2 separate regions of the Mus musculus genome follow, and region 1 is linked to region 2. A link is a contact called in ENCODE Hi-C or POLR2A ChIA-PET data. All regions are on one chromosome and are shown on one strand. Each heading gives the region's core, a stretch centred on a gene start or an enhancer-like site at or near the end of the contact. The rest is flanking DNA. Distances are from core to core; before and after follow the strand shown.

Region 1 (5,843 bases), core at 2,534-5,033, 37 kb before region 2:
TTGTGAGCATCCAGGACTGGGCCCCGTGAAGGTCCACACTGTTCTAAGACAGGGTCTCATGCAGTCTGGGGTGGTCTTTCAATTGCTAAGTAGCTGAGGGAGACCATCACACCCCAAGCCTCCTGTCCCTTCCTTGTCTGAGCTGGGATTACAGGCTTGTGTGCCCTGTGCCACCATGCCATGTTAGCGTGGGTGGTTTCATAGCTGCTGGATCTCAGCAGTTTCAGCTCTTAAAGATTTTGATTTCTAAGCCTCCCTCGGACGCGGCTGTCTCTGCCTTCCTGTGCATGCCCGTCTGGACTCCTACTTGAAGCAGGAGATGGGACAAAACTGTGAATGCCGCACAGCAGCTCTCAGGGGACCTTGGTGACCTCAGGGACATCAGGGAGAGCCCAAGACTGCCTTTCAGTTCTGTGGCTGGGCGGCCTGGTGCTGATCCTCATCTACGGAACTGACAACCAGTGACAGCAGCGACTGACACGTTGCCTTAAGCAACAAGATGGCCTTGAACTCCCAGCGTGAGGAATGTAACCAGGGCTTAAAAAACTGGCTTTTTTCTTTTCTTTTCTTTTCTTTTCTTTTTTTTTTTTTTTTTTTGAGTTCCTGCTGGGTGTCCCAGGCAGGCTTTGAAGTCACCATCTTTATCTTCCTGCTTCTTGCTTTGCTGCGACTCATGAGTAGACTCTCCCAGAGCCAGGGTCACAGGGAGTTCTGATTTAATTCCATGTTTTTTGTTGAGACAGGTCTCCTTACGTATCCCGTGCTGGCCTAGAACTCACAGAGCTCCTTCTGCCTCTGTTGGGCTTTACTGCTCCGGGATTAAATAGCTTTATGACACTTGTGAGTGGTCTTACCGTTTTCCCCTTTACCCACTCTGTGGCTAAGGAGCTGGAGGCAATGGCGGAGCCGCAGCCAAATGTTTTGAATCTGGCGTCCACAATCTTCCCCTTTTCATCCACCTGGATCTAGAAAGGAAACAGAAGCTAAGCGGCCACAGCTGGACCTGTCCTTGAGAGCTGGGACCTTCTGGAGGTCCACAGTGTGTGTTCCACATGAGCCCTGGCTAGTGTCCACTCCAGATGCTGTGACATTGGTCACCGTGATTTGTTTCACAGAGCTTGGTGACAGAGAGTGAAACTTGGGGTCCACACAGGTCCAGCTGGCACAAAGGTAGGGAAATGGTGCCCCTCACCCCACTTGGTTGTTTTCAGCCCTAGCCCGCTGTATGTGAACTCCTGTTTTGCAGAGATCTGTTTACAGCTGCTGCCCCTGTTAGCACCTCAGGCGCAGAGAGAGAGAGAGAGAGAGAGAGAGAGAGAGACAGAGAGACAGAGACAGAGAGACAGAAAGAGACAGAGAGAGATTACCTGCAACCATGGCTCCATCAGTACCTTTCTCTGGGGCACCAACTATAATTAGCGGCTCTTTCCTGCTTGCCATGAAGGAGGCTGAGCTAAAGCTATGGCTGACTGAAGCACAGCCTGCCACCTCCCTCTGCCCCGCTTCCTTTTCCTGGAGAGGTTTGGTTAACACAATATTCCTTTTCTCACTGAAAGCGCTAGCTCCTGGTGGCCTTCACTTGGTCAGAACAGTCACAGAGTCTTTCGATTGCTCGGTGAGAGCAGGATCTACACTGATCAGTGAGGTGGAAGATAAGGTCATCTGTTTCAGAACGAGACCCGAGTCTCTACCCTCATCATCCATGTCAGCCACTGATCCCTCCTCACAGGAATACACAGACAGGACAAAAATGCTTTGTGAGGTCTTGTTGGGGTGCAGGTAGTAATCCTTTCACCCAGTCAGTACCTGCAGTTTCATGACGTCACCACATGCCGGAGCCCCCACCAATCCGGTTCCAACATTTTTAGATGTCTTGTCAAGGGATCCCACGTTCCGAGGGTTTTCATAATGATCCACAACCTGAAATGGCAGATCAACAGAAATCGCTACGGTCTTTACTCTCTCTCTCAGATCAGCAATCTGTATGGGACAGAGGTGGGAGACCCATGTGTGACCCAAACTCTTTCTATCTCCTCCCCAACGACCTTTGTATCGAAGATACTGTCCAAGAAACCGGTGAAAACTCAGACACATCTTCCTTTCAGGGGGCTGTCAACCAGAAGTAATCCCCTGACTCACACACTGTACCAGATCTGGGCTCAAAGCACAACTTCTCTTTTTTACCAAACACAATACACAAAGAGAAGTATGCACTTACAAAAAATCCCGAGAATAAAAACAGCCCCAAATGGAAGAGTTCCCCAGAAGTTTCAAGGTCAGAGATGAGCTGGAGGTTGGGGAACGAACGAGTCATTGGTGGCTGTAAACATAAACACAGCGCTACCCTGTGGCAGGAGCGCCCCCTGGTGCCTTAAGGCTGCCAGCCCGTCAAGGTCCTGCAGCTATAATGTCAACAAAACAACCTTCCCTTTGGGGTAGAAGGCCTTGGGCAAGAGCACCCAAGCCAGAACAGAACAAGCAGCTGTTAAAGTCAGGGACACACTAAGATTTAATAACCGAGCTTTCTCCCGCTAGTTACCAGGAGGCACCCTCATCTGCAGATTGAGTCTAAGCCCTGAGCCCCCATAACGCATCATCTAATCAAGGACTTTGGGGGGGGGGGGAGGGAGTGTCTTGTACATCTGCGGTAGCCTTGTTTTTCGGAGTGAGTCTCCTGTCAAGAGGATTTTAACGTCCCTAAAAGCGTGGGGGCCCGCAAACTACTCTTCTTCTATACTTTCTGCTCCCTACCAATAAACACACAACTGAGAACCGAAGTTTTAATGTTGGGCTAGGTGCTTGGCTGAGCTCGAGGCCATCGGCTCCTAAAAGAGTAAATAAATCGCCATCAGTGGTTTCCCTTGGTTGGACCGAGCGCTCCACGTACGGGGACTTCAGAAGACTCCTGTCAGGTCTGAGAGAAAGGATGGGAGGGGACCAGTGACTTGATCAAGGCCATCTGGCCAGGGCAATGGCTTAGCTGGGGAGGACGCTGGTGCTGTCGAGTGTGCTCAAGCATGCGTGTGTGTGTGTGTGTGTGTGTGTGTGTGTGTGCGTGCTGCCCCTTGACCCCCGGCACGACATACCCGGACCCTCCCTTCTGGGCTGTCAGCCTTGGGACACTCGGAGTGACGGCCGCGGCGGGGCAGAGGCGGCCGCGGGGCTCCTCGGTGCTGGTGATCTGCGCAACGGCGGCAGGTCCCCTCGATGGTTCGCGCACCCCCTCGCCCGCCCATACCTTCTTGTGGTAGAGCCTGGCCGGAGCCGACAGCTCCCGGGCGGGCAGGCGCGGGCTCCGCAGCAGCAGCGCCGACGCCGCCCGCCTCAGACGGCCAGCTCCCGTGGCCGCCGCCATCCTGCCGGCTTGAGCTGCGTCGACCTCGGCGACGCCGGAGGGATGGCGCGCCCGTTCGACGTCACCGCAGCTCGGCGCTTGCGCTGGCGTCTCGGCCCGGCTACGCCCCCTCTGACCGCGCCCTCGGAAGGGGCGTGGCCAGGCGCAGAGCGGGAAGGTCCGAAGCGGCGTGCAAGGTTGTCTGGTGCTGCGATGGGCGTGGGGATGCTCGGTTTCAGGCGTGTTTATGATTCGATCATGCATACGTCCCTGGTAGACTTTTGTTCAGGCTGTGGAGTTCCTTTTCTTTCTTTCTCTCTCTCTTTCTTCCTTTTTTTTTTTTTTTTTTTTTTTTACTAATTCCGAGGTAGCCGTTTCACCCATGGAGCAAATGCATATTAAGTGTACTCTAGGTGTCACTAAAAAAAAAAAAAAAAAAAAAATCCTGGGAGCAAAACGGACGCGATTTCTGGCTCGTTAACCTTGTTGATGAAGGGGAAAGGCAGTGCAGAGGGAAACAGCAACGCTTTTCCGACCTCGAGAACGAGGGGTATAAGAGAAACGAACCCCATCCCTCGACACCTACGTTTGTTTTACCGCCATGCACATCATTCCGAATCAATACTTATTGTAATGTATTATCATTGACTATAAAAATCCACAAAAGCGACTCGTTTAACACAACTACGAGGTACTAGGTGTTACAAAGGGGAGGGAGCTTTATTCGAGAGATGAGACTTTTCCCATGAGATGGTGCATCCGATCGCGGAGGAACTGCAATCTTGTCCGCACTTGAGGGTCGGTTGCCGGGAAACAACCACGCACCGGAGCCGGCCGAGCCTTACAGAAGGTCTTTAGTCCAAAGCGACGACTTTGACCTTCCTAAGATGGCGCCTCGACCTTAACTACGGACATCACGCACGCACCACTTCAGCTGTGGCTGCCACTTCCGGCCCAAAGACCCGACAGCTGTCCACGGTTGTAGCCGGACGCAGGTTATGCTCGTGAGCCTTTTCTTCTGACGGTGGCGTCTGGAGGCGCTAAAGGATAGCATCAGCGGTGGATTCTCCACAGCTTCCTGCTCCCTGAGGCCGTCCGCGACGCTCCCGCTGGTGGCCGAGCGGAGTTTTGATCAGGCAGACGCCGCGGACAGCCCGATGCTCGCCGGGCTTCGGCGGGCGAGGGAAGACCCGAGAGTCGCGGGCTGCGCAAGATGGCGACGACGGCCGCATCTTCGGCGTCCGAGCCGGAGGTTGAGCCCCAGGCCGGGCCTGAGGCCGAGGGAGAAGAGGATGAGGCGAAGCCGGCCGGTGTGCAGCGGAAGGTGCTGTCCGGCGCTGTGGCCGCGGAGGCGGCGGAGGCCAAGGGCCCCGGATGGGACCTGCAGCGGGAAGGCGCGAGCGGGAGCGATGGGGATGAGGAGGACGCCATGGCTTCCTCCGCCGAGAGCTCCGCCGGGGAGGACGAGTGGGAGTACGACGAGGAGGAGGAGAAGAACCAGCTGGAGATCGAGCGGCTGGAGGAGCAGGTTGGCCGGCCTGGGTGGCGGCGGCGGGCTCCCTTCCTCCCTTCGGGTCCCCAGGCCCGGCCCGCCCCCTCGGTCCTCCGTGGTTATGGAGACCGCTGAGGTCGCCGGGACGCCGTGAGCCACCGTGAGTCCCCGCGTCCCCGGCTCAGTGCGCGCCCAGGGCGTCCCTAAAGTATTCCATTGAATAGTGTTTAATCCGGTTTCCCCGGGAAACTGAGGCTCGTTGAGGGGGCTCCTGCACAAGGTGCCACCGCACCTGAGAGTGTTTATCTTTTTAAGCTTTTACTCTCTCTTTTTTTTCTTCTTATTTTAAACTTGTGCTTGTATGCCTGCGTGGACACGGTTGTCTTTTAACCATGTGTGTTCCGGGGATTGAACTCTTGGTCATCAGGTGTGGCGGCGGAGCCATCTCTCCAGCCCCGGACTGTCACTCTTTTTTTTTTTTTTTTCCGAGACAGGGTTTCTCTGTGTAGCCCTGGAACTCACTTTGTAGACCAGGCTGGCCTCGAACTCAGAAATCCGCCTGCCTCTGCCGCCCAAGTGCTGGGATTAAAGGCGTGCGCCACCACGCCCGGCCGGACTGTCACTCTTAACCAAGTGGTTTAACTGTCTGACAGTCGGAGGGGAACTTATTTTCCTTTAAGGATAGTAATAGTGGTCAAAAGTGGTGTAGAACGAAAAAAACGAACGCGACTGTAATAGAAGTGCAGAGGTTGAGGCTTTTGGTCTGAAGGCCAGGGCCCAACTCACTCACTCTCTCTCTCTCTGTCTCTCTGTCTCTCTCTCCCTCTTTCTTTCTTTTTTGTGGGGGCGGGGTTTCAGGCAGGATCTCAGTATGTAGCTTTGACTGCCTTGGAACTCATTATGTATACCAGGCTGGCCTGGAGCTCACAGAGATATGCCTGCCTCTGTCGCCCCTACCAGGCCAGAGCTGCCATATCCAGCGCCCCCAACTCCCTTTTAATTTACGTGTATGAGTGT
Region 2 (5,838 bases), core at 286-2,785:
TTGTGTGTCTCCCTCCAAATGCTGGGACACCCGTTCTCAGTCACTCATCAGACTGGAGTTCCGGACTGTCTCATTCACTGGGACGCCCTCATGCTTACACACACACAAACTGACAAGGCCAACCAAGTTGGCCAGCACACTCACCTGGAGACGCCGTAGTCTTGACTGTCAGCAGCCCTGCATCCCTGGAGGAGACACTGAGCTCTGTGCATAGGCTGGTGCACTTGGGGACCACAGGCTGTGCCCTGTCCAGTTTGCTCCTGAGCAGGTGGAAACCTCTGAGCACAGCCAGGCAATGCTCTTCCACAACTCCCAGCGGCAGCAGCAGAGCCAGCAGCGACCCCAGAGCCATGCTCAGCAGCGCCATCCACAGGAAACGGCCCCAGACGGAGACCCATTTGGGTTCGGCCACTGCCACCACCGACGCCATTGGCATGAGTATCATCTGGACTGAGGGCTGGGCCCAGAGCACTCGACACAGAGGAAAAGCTGGACCCTGCAAGGAACCAAGCATTGTAAAAGAATGAGGCAGTGGGAGTGGACCCGTTCCCAGATGGAGAGACCAGACACAGAATCGTCACACTTTCTAATTCATTAGGGACCACGGAAATGGGGGAGGGGTCTCATGGTGCAGGGCCAGCCTGGGAAGATTCATCCTAACCCATAGCTCCTCCGGGGTAGAGTGATAGGACTCTAATGCATTTATATATATTAACTTTCATAATCTCAGCCTACAACCCCAGGAGGTGATGTTTCCACACCGCCCTCCCCAGAGGAGATGCAATCAGAACTCAGAAAAGTGAAGTCGGGGACTTTTCAGCCCCCCTCTTAGTCCACTAGTCCACCACAAGCGACTATTGCCACAGGACACCTAGTGTTTGGGCTGTAACTCCTGCATACGCCCCTGGACACACACCACAATCTTCGATAAGGACAAATGTCTGGTGTCCTGATGTTACCATATGAATACCGACAGCCTCGGTGACCAATGTTGTGTCCCTTCTGCCCTTCCTTCCCTGGCTTGTCCATCATAGACAGGGAAACCCAAGGCCTGGCCAACAACAGTGGGTGATGATGCCCTACCTCAGCGAGGGCGAACACAAGCTTGGGGGCTGGCGGGGGATGGGGGGGGGGAGCGAGGGATCAGGTATGCAAATGCCATCTTGCCAACAATAAGCATTTATTGGGCAACTATGGTGTGCCGGACACTGCGCTGCCGGCCAGCCTTGCACGCTGTCAGCCCCCTTGCGAAGAGCGAGCAAGCTACCTGTAGCTCCCGGTTTACAGATGAGGGATGACGCCGTTCTGACAGGCGGCGCCGGAGCTCCGGGGCCTGACCCGCCACGTCATCACTTCGCGCGGCCTGTGCAGCGGCTCGAGCCCAGCAGACTTCGGCTTACTCCCGAAGCGGGGGGTGGGGTGGGGGGTGGAATGAGGCTGCCGCGAGCTCCCGCTACGAACCGGCCCAGGGCTCGTGCCCGCCTCCAGCATCCAAACCCGCGCGGCCGTTCCCCGCAGCCGCGGTCGCAGGCCCCGCCCCCACCACCTCGCCCCGCTCCCGTCGCCTCGCCATTGGACGGACGGCCGCCCTTGCCGCGGCGGATTGGCTGTCTCGACTTGTCCATCCGCCGCGCTTCCGGGTTCTAGAGCTAGCTAGAGCATCCCCCCGGGAAAGGCGCGCCGTGTGCCGCTTCCATTGGCTGTCGCTTGTGTGCATGGGGCGGGGTCGAGGCCACCGGCTAGGGCGAGCATTTGCGTCCTGTTTTCCCGTCCCAGCATCTGCTACCTTCCTGGGCCTCCACCTAGGCTCTGTGTGCTTCAGTTTCTCTGGTGTGCAATGGCAGTAGCCACATCACCAAACGTTTCCCACTTCTTAGTCCCGGTTTCACCGTTTGTCCCTTTTCTTTACCCCCTTTCTTGTCCTCTCTAATCTACTTTTGTTTTTGAGATGGCTTCGCACCGTGTAGACCAGGCCTGGCTAGGAATTAATTCACGGTGTAGCCCAGGTTGGTCGGGACTTACTGTGTAGCCCGAGCTGGCTTAGTATTCAACCCGGGTCATTTTGAGCCAACATGCCCTCCTGACCTTTTTTAGTTTGCATTCTCTGGAGCGGCTGGCTATGGCTTTTTGTTTACCAAATTAAGTTTTCTTTGGTGCAGAGGGCAGGGCTCCCATCTCAACCCACAAATATTGAACCGGAAGCTCCCAGGGCCTGCTTTGAGAGGTTACTGGGCACACTCTGGAGTCAGACGGCCCACAGATTCAGATTTTTGCCCTCAGTCTCTTGTGATCTTGGATCAGTTTTCTCAACGGCAGAATGGGACAACAGCTCACATCTCTTAATTAAAAAAAAAAAAAAAAGTTCGTGTGCGCGCACGTGCACAGAGATCAGTTTGCAAACCTGGGCTTTCTCCTTCTACCATATGGGTTTGTGGATTGAACGCAGGTCACCAAGTTTGGCTCCTACCTGCCTTAGCCCTCAGGTTCTGGATTTGGGACTCTTTTCATGGAGCCACACAGCCCTGGGTTCGCATCCCAGCTCTGCCACTAGCAGACTGACTTGGTGGTGTCAATCTACTTTACTGATCTGTCACCTGCAGGTAGCTTAAATTGGTCTGGGACTCACTGTATAGGCCAGGCTAGCCCCAACCTCCCGCCTCTGCCTCTGCCTTCTGAGTGCTGGGATTAGAGGCATATACCACCAAATCCGGTTTCAGCCTGCTTTCTTATAGAACCCCCTGACCAGCCCAGGGATGGCTCCACCCACAATGGGCGGGGCCTTCCCCCATCAATCATTAATTAAGAAAATGCCCTACAGTTGGATCTTATGGAAACATTGTTCTCAATTGAAGTTCCTTTCCCTCCAGATAACGCTAGTGCGGTGATTCTCAACCTGTGGGCCATGACCCCACAGGGCTCTCATATTAGCTATTTACATTACATTACGATTCATCACAGTAGCAAGCGTATGGCTATGAAGTAGTAATGAAATAATTTTATAGTTGGGGGTCACCACAGCATGAGGAAACTATGTTTAAATATAATTTTATAATGTAGTATGTTAGTCAGGGTTCTCTAGAGTCACAGAACTTTTCGGTAGTCTCTATATAGTAAGGGAATTTGTTATGATGACTTACAGTCTGTAGCCCAACTCTCCAACAATAGTCAGCTGTGAGTGGGAAGTCCAAGGATCCGGTAGTTGCTCAGTTGCACGAGGCTGGGTGTTTTCAGCTGGTCTTCTGTAGAAGTAGGTTCCAACAGATGTGCCAGCAAGTAAGTGCACGCAGGGGAAGAAGAGCGAATCTTCCTTCTTCCAATGTCCTTATGTAGGTCTCCAGCAAAGGTGTGGCCCAGATTAAAGGTGTGTACCGCCACGCCTGGATCTGGGACTTGCTTTGGCCCAGGCTGACTTTGAACTCAGAGATCTCCTTGCCTCAGTCTCCTGGGATTAAAGGCCTTGCCTGGGCCCAAGCTTTTTTTTTTTTTTTTTTTTTTTTCTTTCTTTCTTTCTTTCTTTCTTTCTTTCTTTCTTTCTTTCTTTCTTTCTTTCTTCCTTCCTTCCTTCCTTCCTTCCTTCCTTTCTTTCTTTCCTTTTCTTTTTTCTTTTTTTGGCTTTTGGAGACAGGGTTTCTCTGTACAGCCCTGGCTGTCCTGGAACTCACTTTGTAGACCAGGTTGGCCTCGAATTCAGAAATCTGCTTGCCTCTGCCTCCCGAGTGCTGGGATTAAAGGCGTGCGCCACCATGCCTGGCCCTCTTTTTTAAGATTCATTTATTTATCTTATGTATATGAGTACACTGTTGCTGTCTTCAGACACACCCAGAAGAAGGCATCAGATCTCATTACAGATGGTTGTGAGCCATCATGTGGTCGCTGGAATTGAAGTCAGGACCTCTGGAAGATCGGTCAGTGCTCTTAACCGCTGAGCCATCTCTCCAGCCCCAGAGCCTAAGCTTTTCATGGCCACTATGCCTCAAGATTGCCACCCCAAGATCTAGAAACTTGTGTCTCCCAGTCTCAAGATTCGGATAACAGGTGAGCCCTCCAATTCTGGATTGTAGTTCATTCCAGATATAATCAAGTTGACAACCAGGAATAGTCATTACTTGTAGTGATTGCATTAGGGAGGTTGAGAACCACTGCTCTAGCCTGTGTCAGGACGGCACAGCACAGGCCCGCACAGAGGATCTTATGTTTAACCCTTGATCAAGGGTCTTCAATGTTCTCTGAGCAATCTCTAAGATGTCATTCAGACACCCTAAGTGGTCATTTCATTGTAAAAGCCTTTCACAGAGGAGGCAACCAGTGTGTGAAGGTGGAGTTGCTGTCACAGAAGACAAGGGGATCTCAGGCTAGACTGATGGCCATTCACACACAGGGCCACTACCCCGGGCAAGTCACTTACCCTCTGAAGTTTTTGGCACTCAGACATAAAATTGCCATGTGTAGGGCCCTCCTCTCTCCAAGGCTTCCTGGGAGGCTAACATAAACAGTCTCTAACAGACTTGGGCAAATCCAGAAGGTCTAAGGGCCCTGCCGATGAATGGGAGACACTGGGGAGGGGAGGGGACTGCGGGCTACCAGAGAGCACAGGGCTTCCTTTGCAGCTGAGGTCTAGCCCACAGCTCTTATGCTGGGTTAAGTCTGACCGGTGACTGTGACCACGCCCCCTAACCCCCAGCCCCAGTTCTCAAAAGCATCATCTGTCCTGGATTGTTTGGTGACGTTTTCAACATTTTTAACAGTCGGCATGTCTGTGAGCCAGGTTGTAATCTGCAAGAAGCTGATCTTGGAGTCCTCAGGAGTGTCGGGAGGAGGGTGAGGGGGAATAGAATCAACATATATTGTGTGGGAAATGAAAAATGTAACAATGTTACAACTACAAAACCCAAACAACAAAACCTGCAGGGGAGAGAGACTGAGCGCTGGGTGTTAGGGCTGTGTGGCCACCAGGAGGCGGTAGCTCCTTTGGAATGGCCTTGTCAGGAGAAGCTGTGTGTTGGGTGTACAAAATATGGCCCCTGAAGTAATCCTGAAAAGTTGGCTTTCTCTATCCGAAGCATTCTGTATTAGGTAGAACTGCCTCCATGAGGCACACAGGAGTAGGAGGGTTTTTTTCTTTTTAAATCGCTCATCTTAACTCATGACAAAGAATTTAGAAAAATGGCTGTGTGAAAAATATATCCATTATGAAAACCCAAACCAAACACGAGCCTCTGTGTTTCTGAATGTCTGCCATATTTTTCTAGTTGAGATAGATGTCTTGGTTCCAAAGGACAGACCAGGCTGAGACAGCCAGTATACATCATTTTAAAGAGGGGGAATGGTTGGAGAGATGGCTCAATGGTTAGGAGCACCGACTACTCTTCCAGAGGTCCTGAGTTCAATTCCCAGCAACCACAGATGGTTGTGAGGCACCATGTGGTTGCTGGGAATTGAACCCAGAACCTGGAAGAGCAGTCAGCACTCTTAACCTCTGAGCCATCTCTATAGCTTTGAATAAATCTTTTTTTTTTTTTTTTCTTTTTTCTTTTGGTTTTTCAAGACAGGGTTTCTCTGTATTGCTCTGGCTGTCCTGGAACTCATTTTGTAGACCAGGCTGGCCTTGAACTCAGAAATTCACCTGCCTCTGCCTCCCAAGTGCTGGGATTAAAGGTGTGCGCCACCACGCCTGGCTTGAATAAATCTTAAAAAAAAAAAAAATGGACCGTTGGCAATGGTGGTATCTCTTAAGATTAGTGAAGCTGTGTTGTGCCCTTCAGTGTCTGAAGGCTTCTCTGAGGCTTGGAGACCTCTTTGCAAGGCCTCCTGTACTCAGACTTGCAGGTCCACTGTGCA

The links. A loop is a pair of places that touch in the nucleus more often than their neighbours do. ChIA-PET counts read pairs that join two places held with the same protein, here RNA polymerase II (POLR2A).
Region 1: a loop to region 2 is called in a map of heart, with 7 times the contacts of the local background. The contact joins the promoter of Sart3 here to the promoter of Ficd in region 2. A Hi-C loop is called at or near these places in 14 of 37 maps with a recorded cell type or tissue (T-helper 1 cell, T-helper 2 cell, adrenal gland and 4 more). POLR2A ChIA-PET finds 5 or more read pairs at or near these places in 3 of 5 experiments (Patski and embryonic stem cell).

Annotation. Positions count from the first base shown.
Region 1 is chr5:113,770,340-113,776,182 of GRCm38, reverse strand. Sart3 (squamous cell carcinoma antigen recognized by T cells 3) reads left to right here and starts at 3,783. Exons shown (of 19, transcript NM_016926.2): 1 at 3,783-4,862. The coding sequence starts at 4,548. Iscu (iron-sulfur cluster assembly enzyme) reads right to left here and starts at 3,382. Exons shown (of 5, transcript NM_025526.5): 1 at 3,239-3,382; 2 at 1,807-1,920; 3 at 855-965. The coding sequence starts at 3,355.
Region 2 is chr5:113,731,479-113,737,316 of GRCm38, reverse strand. It overlaps Ficd (FIC domain containing), which reads right to left and starts at 1,535. Exons shown (of 3, transcript NM_001010825.3): 1 at 1,268-1,535; 2 at 145-496. The coding sequence starts at 445.